Regions from separate parts of the Homo sapiens genome. Here region 2 is linked to region 1. A link is a loop called in an ENCODE intact Hi-C map of the cell type or tissue named here. Cell type or tissue: Calu3. All regions are shown on one strand.

Evidence for each region. Hi-C counts contacts between places; a loop is a spot of excess contacts. Peaks named below come from ENCODE experiments on the same cell type or tissue, not always from the same donor. Only the 100,000 strongest peaks of a DNase experiment are listed, where the experiment ranks them.
Region 2: it touches region 1 in a loop (7-fold over the local background); 2 of 110 quality-filtered maps call a loop at or near these places.

The regions. Positions count from the first base shown.
Region 1 is chr12:92,538,195-92,540,694 of GRCh38, forward strand. No RefSeq gene overlaps it. Among named protein-coding and RNA genes, the nearest start is that of LINC02397, 73 kb to the left of the region's middle. RefSeq lists an enhancer at 905-954. In Calu3, no CTCF peak of the experiment used is centred here; a DNase peak (open chromatin) is centred at 1,277.
Region 2 is chr12:92,602,944-92,605,443 of GRCh38, forward strand. All of the region lies in intron 1 of LOC105369905 (a long non-coding RNA gene), which reads left to right. All of the region lies in intron 1 of LOC124902983 (a long non-coding RNA gene), which reads right to left. Among named protein-coding and RNA genes, the nearest start is that of PLEKHG7, 99 kb to the right of the region's middle. In Calu3, a CTCF peak has its summit at 970; no DNase peak of the experiment used is centred here.

The sequences.
Region 1 (2,500 bases):
AATGTCTAAACTCTATCCAGTAAGTGCAAATTCTAAGGTAGTGGCTATCTTTAAGGAGGGGAGGCCAGAGATGGGGTGGAAGGACAGAGGAAGAATATGAAAAGAAATGCAAGTCATTGAAACTATTATGGTACTTAGGTTGGGTGGTGGTTTCACAGGTGATCATTATATTATCAGACTTCATAATGTACATGTATTTTAGTGTCATGTTTACTATGCATCAATTTTATACAAAATATTAAACAAAGCCAAAAAAAAGAATCCTCTGGCCCAGTTTAAAAGACCATGAGTATTTAATTAACAATTCCTGACCAGGCACAGTGGCTCACACCTGTGATCTCAGCACTTTGGGAGACCGAGGTGGGTGGATCACGAGATCAGGAGTTCAAGACCAGCCTGGCCAAGATGGTGAAACCCCATCTCTACTAAAAGTACAAAAATTAGCCAGGTGTCGTGGTGGGTGCCTGTAATCCCAGCTACTCAGGAGGCTGAGGCGGAGAATTGCCTGAACCTGAGAGAGAGAGGTTGCAGTGAGCCGAGATCATACCACTGCACTCCATCCTGGGCGACAGAGCAAGACTCCATCTCAAAACAAACAAAAAAAAATTCCTATTCCCTCTACCCTGTATTCACTGTTCACTGTACTCTACCCTACAGTGAACAAAAGGTACCTAAGCCAGGACATGCCCCTGAATCTTTTATCCTGATAATCATATTTTCCTAGGCACAAGGCCTGAGAGTTAACAAACCTGATTTTTTGATAGTATTTGTCCTGGAAAATAAAACAAAATGTCTTTCTTTAAGGGATAGTCTTCCTTTTGTCAAAGTGTCAAGGGGGAAAAAAGGGGAAATTTTAAAAGCAGCCTATTTCATTGTCACCACTTCATAAACACTGCACTAAAGGGCAAGAGCCACGCTTTATTCCTCTTGCAAAATCCCAAAGCACCCAGTACAAGGACCTGCACTTAGTAGGCGGACAATTGACATTTGTTAATCAATGTATGAATGATGAGCCAAGTCTCATAGCTTCCATGGAGAATCTTAAATGTCACTCCTTTTGAAATGCGACCATGCTTCTCAACCTACTAAAAATTTCTTAATGAACCACCCACAGACACAGTCTTGTGTGAATATCTCCTGTGTTCCCCAAATCCTTTGTGACCTATGGACACAATTGCTAAACGTGAGTCATGCTTCTATCACTCCCACACAATGGGTATTTTTAATGCTACAGCATTTCCTGAAGTCAAGCGCTCAGGAAATGGTTTTTGCAATAATGACCTCAGCCTCCCCATATTCCCCCCACCCCCCATCACAGAATCCAAGAATAACTGAACAGGTGTCCAAATACCCAGAATTACCCAAGAAACCTCACAACCTGTCTTCTGTTTTCTATCAAAGTCATGAGGTTAACCTCTTGTCCTTTGGAGTTCGAAGGAATGTGTCCAAGAACTGAACACAACCATATCTGTCCTTTATTTATATTGAGACACAGTTTATTTCCAAGACTGTCAATGGTCTCCAGACCCCAGAACTAAATCTGTATACCATCATGGCTAAAAGTATGAGTTCTGGAATTCAAAAGCCTTAGAGACTGAATTCTGACTCTGCCACTAAGTATGTGGCTTCAGCCAAGTCATTTAGCCTTTCAGAGCCTCAATATTCTCACCTGTAAAGTGGAAATAATGGAAGAAACTATTTCTTGGAATGTGTGAAAATCACTCACGTAAACTGCTGATCTCCAGGCCTGATACACAGCAAAATGCCTAGTACTTGCTAATTGTTATTGCGTCAAGTTTCCCCAGATTGAACCTTAGGTCTGGTCAGTTTCTCCTGGACAGCAGTCATTTTGACAGCTTAGGATCTTTAGGTGCCCACATACCTTCAGAACCTCAACCCATTCTTGGGAGCACTGTCTGACCACCCTCTGAGGACCAGAAGCAGGAAGAGAGATCAGATGGTGAGAGGATAAGGACTGTTGATACCCAAGGGAGGTTGTAAAACCACTTGGGCACACCCAAGTTCAAAACAAAGAAGCCATCACACGAGGGTGAGAGAAGAGGTATTTACTCAGTGAGGCCCCTTCCAACCCTCATGGTAAAAGTCTACACTTGTTTAGAAAAGAGTATGTCTGTTTTATGATTTTATTTTTTAAAAAGGGAAACTCAACAACAAAAATGATGATGAAAATGACAATCTGACTATGGAAAACAGGCTCCTGCTATTCTCATCAGACCATCTGACAAACTACCCAAGGGAGTTTCCGAGGCCTCCCAAACAGTAACAGCAGAGCAGCCACTCAAGAGGATGCCCCGGGGAGCCGCCAAACTGCAATTGCCCTGGAAATCAGATTCGAACAGCTCAGACATGAGGGCAAAGGGCGGGATGCATGCATCCCTAAGCACCAGCCCTTCAGCCCAGCAGAGGGGCACAGACAAAGCTGCCCCGGAAGAATTGTTTGGGAGGTGCAGATACAAAGAATAAGATCCTGCTGGCAGCG
Region 2 (2,500 bases), 65 kb after region 1:
GAGTTGGGGAAGATTGGCACCAGAGGATGGGTAAGACACAAATAAAGAGGGTAGAAAAGTGATTCAGACAACAGGAGGCTGGTGAAGGGCCAAGGAATAAGAAAGGACTTATAAATTCTAGCATCTAAAAAAGTCCAAGAAGCTGGAATGTAAAATATGGAGAAGGAAAAGATAAGGAGTCAGGTTGTAGGAATAGCCAAGGGCTAGATCTTGTGTAGCATAGCCAGGAATTTGGACTTTGCCCTTTTAAGCTGGGGCATAACATGTCCCACCTTCTGTTCCCTAACCTTTTACCTATAATTTCCTATATTTACCTATAAATTGCTTAAAATATTTTACCTATAAATTGCTTAAAATACTTGCTAAATATATGTTACATATTATTAGATGTCTATCAAAGAATGCAAAGCAATGGAAAAAAACTGAGACAGTATTGACATCAGGGGAAAAAAATTGTAGATGATGATGTCATGAGTATGCTAGATGGCTCGGCTATGAGCCATGGTAAACACTAAAAAGGATTTAATTAAATATGCTATATTTGAAAGATTTGTAGACAGTCAATAGATAGTATCTAAAATTAAAAACTCAAATATTTGTAGAAACACATTACTGAGAAATAAAAAATACATATTCGAACAAAAATTGAAAGATGTGCAGTTACTTCTGAGTCAATGAGCAAAGGGAGATGGAATGGAGTAAGCTGAGGCTGGGGATTGTTTTTGATTATAATTTTTGTATATGTATTATTTTGTTATTTTTACTATTGAATATGTGGGGTTTTGACAGAAGCATAAATTGAATGTGTGTGCATGCATGGACTCACACACCCACACACCCTGCAAATCTAAACTTAGAAAGGAACAGTGGGAGGCAGCCATGGCACCCCCTACTGGCCTTCTCATGGATGGTCTATTGATGGGTCTCACTACCCTGTCCAGACCTGCCCCCATTGCTGAACCAGTCATGTCTCCACAGGAAAACAGCAGCCTCTGACCTTCCATTTCTTAGAGGTTTCATGAACTGGACTGCCAAGCAACATTTGGATTTTCAGTACTAGGGACAACTCATAGGTACCTGCTTAGATTCTGAGTTGGCTCCATCTAATGAGATCCTGAGGACACATCAGGGCCCAAGAGGAGCTGATTCACTGGAAGTTCAGGGCACTCTGGTTTTTCCAAGCAGGCTAGGACAGCATGGAAGTTTAAACTCTCAGTACAGTGAAGCATGAGCCAGAGATGGAGTGCCTACTCTCTTTGATTTGAGTGAAACATTTACTTATGAGAAGTAGATTCAGCATCTGAGTCACCAGACACTGAAATATTACAGCAAAGATCTTTACGTGTTTCCTACCTCATCACTACATACCCACTCATCTGAGATGTGTGATGCTTGACACGGACAGAACTCAAACTGTCTTTTACTACCTATGAAGGAAGAAATGATGATAGATCATAATTGAAACAACCTACTGAGGAGAGGAAGCTGTTTTCAAGCACCTTCAAGAACTTTAAAAGGGCTCGTTTTATCAACAATGTTAATTAAAAATCATTCTTATTAAAGCAATTCCTCTAATTTTCTCTACCAGATAAAATTGTATTAGGCCACTTTCAGTGACAAGATATGCTTGACAGAAGAAAAAAGTGTTAAAATGTTTTACGAATGAGATTTTAACTCTTCAGAATAAGTTTTACATGCATTGATTTTTTTTTTAAGTAAAGTGTTACATATTCTAACACAATTTCACCCCACCCACCCCCTTAAAGTCAATGAGGATATTTATCTCCTCTCAATATAAGGTTGTTTTGTTTTGTTGTTTTGGGGGTTGGGTTTTTTTGTAAAAACTTTTGGATATTTTTCCAAAACTAATGCCAAACATTTCTTCATTATATCCTAAAAGAATCACTTTCATCAAAGTAAATGTTCATGATAAATGTTATTAAGTATAACCAGAATAATAACTAAAAATAGCTCAAATTGTCTAGCTACATTTTGTCAACAATCTTGCTCTAGCCAAGTTCCCCATTCATTGCACAATCTATATTTTGGGAAGGACAGAACATAATTGCTTCCAAACAAAATTTCAAGCCTGTGTACATTTCCTTCCCACCATCAGTTTCAGTTAAATGAATTAATCTTTGAAAAGGGGGAAATGCAGAAAGCAGGACTTCTCCCAAAAACACATTTAATGTGTATTTTATCAAGGGCTTTAATTATAAAGTTGTAATGGGTGATTTTTGTTATAATCATCACTGGAGAGATTTCAGTGTTTTAGAGCAGAGATCCCCAACTCCTGGGCCACAGACCAGTACCAGTCTATGGCCTGTTAGGAACTGGGCTGCACAGCAGGAGGTGAGCAGCAGGTGATCAAGTGAAGCTTCATCTGTATTTACAGTTGCTCCTCATCGCTTGCATTACTGCCTGAGCTTTGTCTCCTGTTAGATCAGCAACGGCAATGAGTGGCAGCATTAGATTCTCACGGGAGCACATACCCCATTGT